3 separate regions of the Homo sapiens genome follow, and all the other regions are linked to region 2. The links are chromatin contacts, found by Hi-C or POLR2A ChIA-PET in ENCODE. All regions are on one chromosome and are shown on one strand. The core of a region is the stretch at or near the end of the contact, and the rest is flanking DNA. Distances in the headings are between cores, read along the strand shown.

What was found. Hi-C counts contacts between places; a loop is a spot of excess contacts on that map. ChIA-PET counts read pairs that join two places held with the same protein, here RNA polymerase II (POLR2A). Pooled maps may share reads with other maps.
Region 1: a map with no recorded cell type shows a loop between it and region 2 (15-fold over the local background). The contact joins the promoter of EVI5 here to the promoter of GFI1 in region 2. A Hi-C loop is called at or near these places in 14 of 37 single-sample maps with no recorded cell type and 7 of 50 pooled maps. POLR2A ChIA-PET finds 5 or more read pairs at or near these places in 2 of 52 experiments (both WTC11).
Region 3: a loop to region 2 is called in a map of heart left ventricle, with 4 times the contacts of the local background. The contact joins the promoter of RPL5 here to the promoter of GFI1 in region 2. A Hi-C loop is called at or near these places in 6 of 168 maps with a recorded cell type or tissue (CD4-positive, alpha-beta memory T cell, CD8-positive, alpha-beta T cell, IMR-90 and 2 more), 21 of 37 single-sample maps with no recorded cell type and 16 of 50 pooled maps. POLR2A ChIA-PET finds 5 or more read pairs at or near these places in 9 of 52 experiments (CD4-positive, alpha-beta memory T cell, H1, WTC11 and 5 more).

Annotation. Positions count from the first base shown.
Region 1 is chr1:92,783,471-92,787,939 of GRCh38, reverse strand. EVI5 (ecotropic viral integration site 5) reads left to right here and starts at 2,832. Exons shown (of 20, transcript NM_001350197.2): 1 at 2,832-3,104. RefSeq lists an enhancer at 2,432-2,711 and a silencer at 2,982-3,251.
Region 2 is chr1:92,484,897-92,489,116 of GRCh38, reverse strand. It overlaps GFI1 (growth factor independent 1 transcriptional repressor), which reads left to right and starts at 2,192. Exons shown (of 7, transcript NM_005263.5): 1 at 2,192-2,391. RefSeq lists enhancers at 1,986-2,035, 2,936-3,085, 3,008-3,608, 4,209-4,220 and silencers at 2,156-2,365, 2,456-2,565, 3,186-3,235, 3,436-3,615.
Region 3 is chr1:92,828,916-92,833,289 of GRCh38, reverse strand. It overlaps RPL5 (ribosomal protein L5), which reads right to left and starts at 1,250. Exons shown (of 8, transcript NM_000969.5): 1 at 1,173-1,250. The coding sequence starts at 1,175. It also overlaps a transcript of DIPK1A not described here. RefSeq lists enhancers at 172-809, 962-1,281, 810-1,448, 1,452-1,501.

The sequences.
Region 1 (4,469 bases), core at 1,583-4,082, 300 kb before region 2:
TCTTTTGTGTCATTTATTTATCTTCACATAGATAATTCACATACTTTGTGTCATTTATCTTCACATAGATAATTCACATACTTTAAGATAAAAAAGGTACAATTTTAAACCTTTTGGGCATGCAGTAAAAATCTCCTTCCCACTGGTACCCACCAGTCACCCAGTCTTCCTCTCTCTTTCTCTCTCTTTTTTTTTTTTTTGAGACAAGATCTTTCTCTGTCGCCCAGGCTGGAGTGCAGTGGCACGATCATGGCTCACTTCGGCCTCACCCTTCCAGGCTCAAGCAATCCTCCTGCCTCAGGCTCCCAAGTAGCAGGACTACAGGTGCCTACCACCACACCTGTCTAAATTTTTTTTTGTATTTTTTTTTTGTAAAGATAGGGTTTTGCCATATTGCTCAGGCTAGTCTTAAACTCCTGATCTTAAATGATCCGCCGGCCTCAGCCTTCCAAAGTGTTTAGATTATAGGCGTGAGCCACCGTGCTTGGCTCAGTCTTCCTCTCTTGAAGCAATCAATGTTATTAGTTTTATGTGGGCCATCCCATGTCTTATCATTATTAATTCAGGTGCTTACAAAAGGCTCTTTGAGAACTGTTTTAAAGGTTACCCAAAGAATCTTGTGACAACCCAGCTAAAATGATATAAAATCAGTTTTAACATAACTGAAGTTTTTAGATTCTGATTCCAAATGTCAGATGGTGACATTTTACCTTTCTCTGACTTTATGCCAAATTTAGTTTAAGTTTTAGCATCTATAATTTTCATTTACTGAACAAATATATATTTAACAAATATGAAAATACAACCATGAAACAAACAAAATCAAATCCTGGACTTAAGGAGCTAATAGTAAAAAATTCACCAATATAACTACCCAATTACAGTTTCATGCGATGTGAAAGGAGTAAGAGACCACCATAGGGAGGTCAGAAGATGCTTCTCAGAGGTGGATACTAGAGCCGTTGTCAAAGGATGAGGACTGGGAGAACTTTCTGGGCACAGAGCAAAGCATGAGTAAAAGCTCTGTTGAGGCCAGGAAGCCGGTAAATAGGGAATAAAAGAGGCTAGCGTGGCTGGAGCACAGACAGCAGGGTGGAATTGGTCTGAGCAGTGAGAAGAGGTGGAGAGGTGGGCAAGGCACCTGGCCATTCAGGGCTTGGTTAGTTAGGAGGGTTTTTTCTAAGAGAATGGGAAAGTGTTTAAGTGGTTTAGGCTGGGAAGTGACAGGGTCACACTGTTATTTTGAAAAAGTCACTCTGCCTGTTGTGTTGAGATTAGAGAGGGGATAAAGGGAATATGGGTAAACCACAAGAAGACTAGGTCAGTAATCCCTCCACCCCCACTCCCCAGGTGAAGGTAGCCTAGACTAGGGTGGTGATGGAGGAAATAGGAGAGGACAGATTCAAGGACCATTTGTAAGGGAAAAACCAATAGAATTTGCTGACGGATGGAATATAAGAGGGGAGAGGTACATTATCAAGGATGTAGCTTAGTTTTCTTATACAAGGATTGAGTTGCAATAAAATTGTTAATTGAAATTTCTTTAAATAATGGCACAACCTAAAGTTATGCAAACATATGCCTCAGATAAAAGTTCAAGTTTTCAAAGTTTTTAGCTGGGTGGAGGGCATGGCTTTACTTCCTATTTCTTGGTATTTCCTAATCTTGTTGAAAAAAAAGTAAGGTTTTTTTTTTTTTTTTTTTCTGAAATGCTTAGTTCAGTGGAAACCCATCTGCGAATTCTGTCTTATAAATTTAAATTTAAAAATAGGGATACTAATTTCTAGACAAATAATTCCGGAGTTTCTTGTGCTGCTAATTATTATAATTTTTGTCCCTTTTTTTTTTTGAGACAGAGTATCGTTCTGTCGCCCAGGCTGGAGTGCAGTGGCGCGATCTTGGCTCACTGCAACCTCCACCTCCGTGGTTCAAGCAATTCCCCTGCCTCAGCCTCCAGAGTAGCTTGGCTGGGAGTACAGGCGCACGCCACGACGCCGGGCTATTTTTTTTTTTTGTATTTTTAGTAGAGACGGGGTTTCACCATGTTGGCCAGATTGGTCTCCAACTCCTGACCTCAGGCAATCCGCCCGCCTCGGCCTCCCAAAGTGTTGGGATTACAGGTGTGAGCCACCGCGCCCGGCTGTCACTTCTAAACATATAATGAAAGTAATCTGTATTGCCTTTTTACTTTTTCTTGCCTGCTTTTCCTGGACCAGAAATTAATAGGCTGTTTCCGTCCCAAACAAAGTACTTTCCTTCTAAGAATGTCTTCGTTGACGCTGGAGGGCTGCCCGGCTGAATCTTACGTATTCGTGCCCATGTTCTGCCCCCTGCAGTAGTCTGCATAAACCCAATGCGAAGACACGTGTAAGAGTACATTACAATTACAAGTGTCATTTACGCGTTGATTATTGTTTTTGCGAGTGCCCTAAGGCCACCTCTGGGGGAGCTCGGGGCTGCCTTCCGAAGCATGCGCGTCAGCACCGCGTGCCAGGGCCCTGAAAGTCAGGCTCCGCGTCGGTGCGGCAGCGCGAGGCCTGCAGTCCTAAGCTCGGGGTCGCTTCGGGCCCCCGAGGGGGTGTGTCTTCTACCGTTTTAACATGGAAGGGGCGGTTCCAGTGGCCGGGGAAGTCGGCGACTTGCAGGACTGAAGGCTGGTGCTTTGAAAGAGAGGCGGAGGGCGAGAGCGATTTCCCCGCCTCCTCTGCACTCCGTCCAATCCCTTCGCCTTCTCCTTTTCTCGGCCGGCCCGCCCGGCCCCTAACCTGCTCCAACCCATTCTGCGGTAGAGGCTGCCGGGTCTCTTTAAGGCCCTCCCGCGCCTGCGCCTTGGGCTCTCCTGACGCGGCCGGGCCGGACCCCGGAGGAACCAGCTGGCCAGCTGGCAAGGGGCTGGCTGCAGTTCCGACAGCGGCGGTGCCGGGAGGGGTAGGTGAGGGTCGCGAGGCGGCCCTGAGCTTCTGAGTGAGCGTGGTGCTTTTGGGAACTCGGGACGGGCGACCCGTGGAGCCAGGAGCGGGGCCGAGGCGCTGAGACGCGGCGGCGCGGCTGCCGGCTGGATGGGAAGTTAATGTTTACGGCGAAGTCTACTCAACGTTTCCAAGGTGAGGGGCGCTGCGCCAGGCCGGGCGGGCCGGGAGGCCGGGCGGGCGGTGAGTCCGTGTTCCGCTGGCGCACAGCTGGGCCGAGGCGCGGCGGGCGGGGGCCGCCGCAAGTTTTGCTGTGGGAGCGGGGCGGGCGCGCCTGGCCCCGCCAGGGCCTAAGTTCCCTGCACTCGCTTCCTCGCCTGTCGCCGCCGCCGCCGCCCGCAGCCCTCCTTCTCGTGGGCGCTGGGGAAGAAACTCGTCGGCGGGTCTAACTGTGGCGTCCCAGGGCGGTGGAGGGACGGAGCAGCTTCGGGGGCACGTCCTCGTAAATCCCGTGGAGGACACTGACCCTGCACCCCACCCTCGAGGCCAGAAGTCGGTTCCCTTTGGGGACCTGAGGGGCGAGAGCACTCGCCCCCCTGACTTGCAAAGTTGGCGTCTTTACTTGGCCTCCGGGATTCTGCGCATGGCGTGTCTCCAGGCTGCTGATGGGCAAGACAGATGTGCCAGGTCCAGAATGAACTTGAGAAGAGTTTGTAGCCATTCCTGAATCACCTTATGACTAGTGGGGCAAGCCTCAAATTAACCTCAGGATTTCCGGTAGGTTGGATTGTGGTGTTGGTGTTTCCACTCAAAAGAGTTGCTGTGATTTCCCTGTGTCTGTCTGTCTGTCTGTCTTTGGGGCTTCTTAGATCATCTCATTTGGCATCCTTTCACCCAAGAGTTAAACCAAGCCTTTTGGAATGGTTTCCTCGCTTTCCTCCTATCTATTGCTGGTAGAGCTGCTTTCGAAAAGAAGTATTTTCTTGAAGTGGTATCTTTTCTTTGGGTTACAGTGTTGAATAATAAACTCCTTTCTTTGCCGAAAGAATGAATTCCAGTGCTTACTGAAGTTAAAGAAAAGTGATCTGCTGGTAGTTTTTAATCTTTGTTCTGAGCTGATGTAAGTAACTTTTTTTGTTTTAAAATTTTGTTAGTAGAATTTCACCAGTGTACCAGAAGCTCTTTTTCTTTTTCTTTTCTTTTCTTTTTTTTTTTTTTTTTTGACAGGGAGTCTCGCTCTGTCGCCAGACTGGAGTGCAGTGGCGACGTTGGTTCACTGCAACCTCCACCTCCTGCGTTTAAGCAATTCTCCTGCCTCAGCCCCGCGAGTAGCTGGGACTACAGGCGCGCGCCACCACTCCCAGCTAATTTTTGTATTTTTAGTAGAGATGAGGTTTCACCATGTTGGCCACGATGGTCTTGATCTCTTGACCTCGTGTTCCACCCGCCTCAGCCTCCCAAAGTGTTGGGGTTACAGGCGTGAGCCACCGTGCCCGGCCTTCTTTTTCTTTTCTTTTCTTTTCTTTTTTTTTTTTTTTTTTTTTTTTAAGGCTGAGTCTC
Region 2 (4,220 bases), core at 943-3,442:
CCATCTCCACTTTTTTTTTTTTAATGTCTCAAATCTTCTGTTGTAGGGAAATTCTGATCTATGAGAGGCTGCTTGAAATAAATGGGCTACTGGCCAAGGCTTGGAAATGTTTGTGGTATGAGAAGGTCAGTTGTTATTTGGCATCGACAGATACATTATTATTGCTATTTAGAAACAATTAGTTTCTAAATATTTGAAACAATTAGTTTCAAATTATTGAAAAGGCAGTAAATGTAAAATTATTCCTTTGGAAAGACCCTATTTATAGAAAATTGTGCCTCAGGTATACATTTTGCTTACCATTAGATCTATTTCAATTCCAAAGGAATATATGGAGGGAGAGGGAGTATTTGTAGCTTCTAAAAATGTTCATGGAGGGGTGGCTTATTCTCTTTGCCCTTAGTTTAATAGAAGCAAGAGGTAGTTTGGAGTAGCAGGAAGTCAGAGATGGGTTCATTGTATCGTTATTTCTAGTCCTAGCTCTTCACTGTCCTTGGCAAGGTTCTTAACCTCTCTGGGTTCCCCTCTTCTTACCTTTCTCCTATTCTTCCCCAAGTGTGGGAGTCACACTTCAACACTATACACCCGGGAGTGTTGTGTTGTTAAAAAGTATTGTTAAATACTTTTTAAACGTGTTGAATACTTGTTAAATACTTTTTAAATGTGTATTTATTTATTTGAGTTAGTACTACATACACATGGTTCAACATGTAAAAGACATAAAGGGAAATTCAGTGCCATCTCCCTCCCACCTGCTCCTTTCTGCGTGTCCCTGTTCCAGTTCTCAGTTTTCTTTTTCAAACTCAGAAATCCCAAGAGTCTGTGAAGGGCAAATGAAAAGCAAAATGACTAGACTAAATCTGAATGAAAGGGATTTATTCTAAGGTGATACTGCTCACTGCTCAAGGTGCTTATCTGCCCCCTTCATGGGCTCCCTCAAGTTTTCTGAGACTTCAAACAGCAACACTCAACTAAACTATAAAATAGTCACAGCACCTTTTCGAGAAATTTTGACTTTGAACTTGCTAATATGCAAAGGAAATAGTCCAACCATTTCTCTAGAACTTGGTTGATAAGAAATTTTATTTTGTCCCATTTATAATTTTATTCTAAAAATTTGTTTTTTTCTGCTATCGAGTAGGAGAGAAGGGAATAAGGGAAAGATTTGTTTTTGCACTACTGTGAGATTTTTATACCTTAGGCCAGGACAAAGCACACAAGAAATAAAATATTAACAAAATGTCCTTAATTTTCCTTTCTGACCAAAATTGCTTGCCTCTGCATTTATATATAAAGAAGGGATGTGTTGAGCAAATGAAGGAGGACAGCTAGGCAGACAAGATTTGCCCAGCGCCTGGCATACAATAGGGGCACAGGTCATTGCTTAACAAAACGTATAATTTATTAATACATGCTCGAAGCACTGCTATACTAACCAAATATTCCCTGCAAAATTTTAAATTTACAGTGCAAAATAAGAATAATTTAAAAACTGTTTCTAGAAAAAGAGCTTTAAGGGCTTCCCCCCCCATAACAATTTAAGATTAACCTAGAACATGGTAGTTATTTTGCAAGAACTGGGGAGCACCACTCTCTTCTCCTTGTGCATGTCTGACATTGGAGGCCTATTGTGCACGAAGTTGTGATCAAAATCCAAGTCAATTCATTTTGAAAAGTAACATGACTACAACATCCATCCACTCCAATGAGCAAAGGGTGTAGGCTTTGAGTATACACAGCAGGCCACACACTATGGGTCATGGCATACAGTCTAGCGTTGGAGGTTGCTGCATTTGTTCATGTATCTATGAGTTAGGTTTTAAGTTTTTTCCCCCTGTTCTATTAATATAATTAATTAGTTAATTAACCCCACTCATTCATTTACTCAGTCCACAGCCTTTTGTTAAGAGCCCGCCTAGGACATAAAGATGAAGATCCAGTGCCTACCCTCATGAAACATAGAATCCGAGCGAAGAAGGCTTACTTTGCAATAGTCATCCAAGTGGTGCTTTTATGGCGCTTTACTGCTCCCGCCAACACCCAGTGCCTGGGTATGACCTCAGGCGGTGGCAGAGCCCGCGTGCGAGGTCCCGCTCTCCCTGGCTTGCCCCGGCAGGGCGGAGTCAGCCTAGCAGCCGCCGGCGCTGCCCCCGCGCGGCCTTTAATTTTGCAGCTCCGACCACCGGAAATTAGTCGAAGGCTGAGCGGACCCGGTCGAGAGCCGGCGAGCTCCGCGCAGGGAGGGTGCGCCCACCGGTCCCGCCGGGCGCCCGCGGGACGCGCCGCCAGGGCCCTCTCCGCCGGGGGCTCGGCGCTCGCCCACCTCTTCCAAATTTAACCATTACCTAAATCCGAAGGGAAATGAGCAAACCTCTCGGATTGGGTGTCAAGGTATTTTCAGCCTCGTTGGGCGTATTTATCCCCAAGTGTTTCCACAACAAGCTATTTCGGGGCCTGCGGGGCAGGTTTCGCTCTGCGGACGCCGTGGCCACTCGCCGGGCTCCAGGCCGGCGGCACCGCGGGCCGGTGATTCACGGTCCCGACCCGGGGGTGGTGCAGCCCTAGGAGGCGGCGGGGTCGGGGGTGGGGGGGGCGGGTGACCGAGGCCTGAGGGGCGGGGAGGGTCCTCGGAGCGGGGCGCCCCCCACCCCTCTCTCGCCAGTCAATCTGTGTCCTCAATCTGTGGCTTCTCTCGCTGCGGAAGTCTCCCTGGAGCCAAGAATAGTTCATTTTCTTTCAAGTCATTTCTAGTGCCTAAGTGTCCGGACCTCCAATTTCCCCCATCCCCTGCCGACCCACAGGGAGAGAACTGGGAGGACTACTAAGGGGCGCGCGGGACGGGCTGGAAAGGCCAGGCCCCCCACCGCCTGGCCACTTGCGCAAAGGAGCGCGCCCGGCCGCCCGACGGGGGTTGGGAGCAGGTCTGGGAGGGCTATGCGAGCGACTCAGTAACGCTCAGGAAGTGAAGCTTGTGGTTTTGGGGGCTGAGCTCGGAAGGAGAATTTTTTTTTTTTTTAAGTCAGAGAGATAGAGCGGTCTCTCCCGAAAGCAAGATTCCGTTTGAAAACTCTCCTAGCGCGGTGCCCGCGCCGTGACTCCGCAGGTAGGTCCGCCGAGCCTGTTCTGCGCCTCCTGCCCTGGTGGGGGCGGCCGCGGGGACTCGCAGAGCACTGGCACTGCGGGGGCGATCAGAGGGCGCGGGCGGTTTCCCACCTGCTGCGGACCGCCGTGCGGGAGCCCAGAGAGCTCCGGCAGCTGGGTTAGGGCGCGACCCGCGCAGTGTGACTGGAAATCTGGAGCTGGGGGCGCGCAGCAGGCGGTCTGGTGGTTCGGCAGGGGAGCCAAATCCACCAGGGAAGGAAACATCTGGTGGGGAGGCGGCGGCAGCTGCGCTCGGGAGGACGCCCCCTTAGCGCCCTCGGCTCCCTCCTTCCTGGGCCCGGACGGTGAGGAGAGGCCTGAGCGCGCGGAGGGGCCGCCCCACCTCCCGCGCCAGCTGCAGCGCGGGGTTGCCTTCCCACGCGCTCGGCCCAGGCCCCGGGGCCCCTATCTCCTCCAAACTCTGTCGCTCCCCACAGGAACCAGCAAAGCGGGCCGGGGTGCGAGAGAGGCGTGGGCTTACAGCCCGGGTGGGGAGGCGGCCTCCGCGTCCGCCTGGTCTCTGGTGGCGCCAGCCCAGACCCAGCTCCGGCGCTGACAGTTACCCCGCCCCCATCTGTCCCGCTCCCAGCCAACGTGGGTCCAAGCTGCAGCGGGACCCTCGGGACAACGCCACTCCGTTTTTCTTTTCTTCCGAGTTTCGTGGCTGTTTAAAGAATTGGGTTTGGGGTTTGTGGCGTCTAATTGTACGGACGAGAAGTGCAGGAAGCGACAAAGCTCTAGCCCTAGGAGCCACCCCGGAGGGAGGCGGATGGCACTCTCACCCCTAGGGGCATTCTGGCGCTTGGGTAGCGGGAAACTTCGCGGGAGCCCCGCGACACGTCCCAGGCGTCTTTTCTCCCAGGTCTATTCCCATTCCTCCGGAGAAGGGGACACAATGGGGCTGGGGATCTGGAGCAGGGGGCCTGCACCCTACAGGGACCAAGGCCTGTAGGACTCGTTTGAGCTGAGAGCGCCAACGGACAGACGTAGACTGTGTGGCCTGCATCTTGCCTAGGAAGCCGAGGGGCTCCTAGTCCGGCAGTGGAAACAGCGCGAAGCCGGAGGACTGCAGGTCCTGC
Region 3 (4,374 bases), core at 1-2,500, 350 kb before region 2:
GTAAACAGACAACTGTCACTTGTAGAATCCCAGGTTTCACAAGCAACTAGGGTCAAGAATCTTTTTCCTCTACCTTCCATGTCACAGACTAGTAGTTTCATAAAACAATAAAAATGAATCCTTAGAGAAATATGGAATAAAAGAAACATACAAAATGCAGGCCCCAATTTATTACATTTAACAGGTATAAAATTATTGTTATATTGCTTTCAAAAGGTTTTAAACGCTTTCAATTTCCATATTTGTTTCTTCAAGGACCAGCACCGGTAATTGTGCCAAACTTTTGCGAAGCACTGCTCCAGACAGCAATCAGTGATGCCAAACGTCGGTTTGTTCGGAACACGCTATGTCCCACTTCGAAAACCTAGCCTCAAATAACAACTACGTACCTCTCTCGCTTCCCATGTTATGTTTTTCAAAAGCCTAAATTACCTGCCACAAAGCTTAACTGGGCAAGAGCACATTCAGCAGTAATTCCCCCACTAAAACAGCACTGTTCCCCATCAGCTAAAGCAACATTTCATCCCACCCTTGGGGCCCTACCCCAATAATTAAAAACTCATCCGGCGACGGACTCTAGAGGAAGAGGCAGGAGGCACGTATTCCATGTTAAAGGAGCTTCCGGGGCCCAGGGACCCCTCGGCCTCCAAGCTCCACTGACAATTTTGGCTTAAAAGCCACTTGCTCAGCCCACGGGCACAAGCTTCCTAAATCTAAGACTTGCCGGCTCCGACATTCTCCTGGAAAACCCACGAAGTACTCGGTACTCGGAGGTCGAGTGGGACCCGAGGACCTGCAGCCCCCCTCCATTCTGGCGTTCCCCAGCTAGGCTGAGGTCGACTGCTTGCGACCTCTCACGCCCGGCCGCTTGCCAGCGCCCCCTCACACTAGACGGCAGTATCCGCACTCAGGCTGTCTACTAAACTCACCCTTCTCCCCAATCCGCCGTCCAAGCTCACGCAACCCTTCTTCGCCAACCCCTCCCCCCAAGTTCGCGCACCGGGCGGCAGCCATTTAAGGCCACGCTGGGAACTGCACCTCGACCAAGTCAGAGCTAGCAATCTAACGCCATCCGGCCCCTGCGACGCGCGAGACGGGCCCTAGGCTGGCATACGGGCAAGAAAAGGGAACCTCCATGCATCTAAAGCCCCGAGACCGAGGCATCCACTCACCATCCTGCGGAACAGAGACCGGCGTCCGCTGCTCGACAGAGACCTGCAGGCCCAGCGGCGCTAGGGGGTGGGAAAAGGGCCACAGCCCTTGCGCAGGCGCAGTATGTAGCGCGGACGGTCACGCCAGTGACGTGTGAAAGAGAGAGGGCGTCGGCCACAAGGCGTTTTACGTTCCGCCCCCTGCTGGAAGGAGGGTGAATGCCTGCCCAAGCTCTCCAGGTTCCAATGCTCGGGGTATCTCACAGGATCCGTGCGGTGAGGAGGAGCAGGGAGGATTACTGGAGCCTTTCGCTTTCTTTGCTACAGCGTTTTGTTTTGTTTTGTTTTGTTTTGTTTTGTTTTGTTTTGTTTTGTTTTGTTCATAACGCATTTTGCTTTTCTAAGCAGGAAAAAAAAAAAAAATTAAATAGGACAAGTTTGCTTGGGAGCCCTCTTGCCTTCTCTGGGCTACTCATTCTGGTCCAAGAGCATATGGACCCACCCTCCCATCTCACCCCCAGGAAGCCTTCCCTGAGAGCCCCAAGCCTGGGATAGGGGCCACTCCTCTGCCTTCCTACAGCAGCTTTCTACTGGCTTCAGCCCACCACAGACTGTCAACTTTTCGAGGTGGGCCCTGATGTCCACCTCTGACTCTCCAGCACCTAGCAGGGTATCAGCTGCTCACCGTTAGAGCTGGGAGAAGGGACGGCCAACCAGGATGACAGGGTTAAGTGACTCCAAAACACTGCCACTAGAATAAATCAGGATTAGGATGCCAATTACTTCTGATTCCAACTTGTAATTCCTTATATAATAGGAAAAATAAACAGAGTTCGCTATGGCCGATGTCAACAGAGCTCTAGAGGAGAAAACTTAAAACACTTTTCACAGGAAGTGTGATTCTACTTTTGTGGAGCCACCTTTGAAAGGGTAAAGAAAGAGGTATTCAATTCGTATTTATAGAAAATATTTAAAAACCTTCATTTTGGTGGATTATCAAGTTATTAGCCTACCAAAGGTGCTCCATGTCTTGGTCAGGCCCTGCTTACACTGGAGGCAAAAGCATCAGGAAGGAAAGTCTGCCTGGAAACAGGCCGACTCCTAACTTCTGCATGTTTTAGGGCAAGGGTTCATAGGAAGACCCACATACTATTCATCTGAATATTTAGAAGTTGTGGGCCGGGCACGGTAGCTCAGGCCAGGTGCGGTGGGTCACGCCTGTAATCCCAGCGCTTTGGGAGGCCGAGGCAGGCGGATCGCGAGGTCAAGAGATCGAGACCATCCTGGACAACATGGTGAAACCCCATCTCTGCTAAAAATACAAAAACCAGCCGGGCATGGTGGCACGCACCTGTAGTCCCAGCTACTCGGGAGACTGAGACAGGAGAATCGCTTGAACCCAGGAGGCAGAGGTTGCAGTGAGCCGAGATCACACCACTGCACTCCAGCCTGGCGACAGTGAGACTCCGTCTCAAAAAAAAAAAAAAAGAAAGAAGTCATGAAGCAGGCTGGATGTGCTGGCTCAGGCCTGTAATCCCAGCATTTTGGGAGGCCAAGGCAGGAGGATCACTTAAACCCAGGAGTTCGGGACCAGCCTGGGAGACTTGGTGAGCCCCTGTCTCTATAAAAAATAAAATCCAAAAAAAGAAGTTATGAAACAAACAACATGTTAAATTAAATATACTTTATCATCCTTATCCCTCTCCTTCTTACCTTATAAATCCATAACAAGAAAATTAAAAATATGTATACCTATTCCCCTTGGTCACAGTCAGGGGTCTGTGGCTAGCATGGCTGGTTCAGCCAGTGCAGTTGGTGACACCAGGAGCTAGGGGGTAATTGTCCAGCATCCTCAGCCAACAGCATCTTATTCAAGTGGTAAAAGTTAAAAAACCACCAATAGTGGGATGAATTAACATTATAGGTTCACACCTGTAATCCCAACATTTTGGGAGGCTGAGCCAGGAGGATCACTTCAGCCCAGGAGTTCGAGACCAGCCTGGGCACATAAGAAGACCTCTATCTCTAGGGAAAAAGAAAAAGGAAAGCAAAGAAAAAATAAATTAACATTATATGCCTCCTGATGCACTGAGAAGAACACAAAACACTTCCTACCAAATTTACATAATCTAATCTAAAATAGTTATCTAATATGTACCAACCAAATCTAATCATGATGAAACTACACGTAAATCCAGATTTAGATAATTCTACAAAGTAACTGGCCTGTACTCTTCAAAAATGACAAGATCATGAAAGATAAGGAAAGCCTAAACAATATTCCAGACTGAAAGAGACCAAAGTGACATGACAACTGTATGCAATGTGTGATTCCATATTGCATCCTGGACAAGAAAGGAAAAAGGGAAATAAGAAGTCTTTGTATTTCTTTTGTTCAAAGGACATTGTCAGAACAATCGGTGAAACTTTACTGAAGTCTGGATTAGGTGATAGTAATGAATCAATGTTAAATTCTGATTTTTTTTTGAGATGGAGTTTCGCTCTTGTTGCTGAGGCTGGAGTGCAATGGCGCAATCTCGGCTCACCACAACCTCTGCCTCCTGGGTTCAAGCGATTCTCCTGCCTCAGCCTCCCGAGTAGCTAGGATTACAGGCATGTGCCACTATGCCCGGCTAATTTTGTATTTTTAGTAGAGACGGGGTTTCTCCATATTGATCAGGCTGGTCTCGAACTCCTGACCTCAGATGATCCACCCCCCACCTTGGCCTCCCAAAGTGCTGGGATTACAGGTGTGAGCCACCAAGCCTGGCTAAATTCTGATTTTCATAGGTAGACTGGTTATGAATGAGAGTTCTTTTTTTTTTTTAAGGTAATACACACTGAACTATTTTGGAGTAGTGGGCATTATTTCTGCAACTTGGTCCCAGTAAATGGCTTAGGAAGAAAATTACATGTGTGTATATACATACACATATATGTGCATGTAAAGAGAGAGATTAATAAGGCAAAAATGTGTTAAAATGGTGACAGTGGGGAACTTGGGAGAAGAGTATATGGAAATTCTTTGTACGGTTCTTAACCCAAGCAGTGGTTTTGAAATTATTTCAAAATAAAAAACAAAACATTGGCTGGGTGTCATGGCTCACCCCTGTAATCCCAGGACTTTGGGAAGCCTAAGCAGGTGGATCACTTGAAGTCAGGAGTTTGAGACCAGCCTGGGCAACATGACAACTCCTCATCTCTACAAAAAATAAAAATTGTA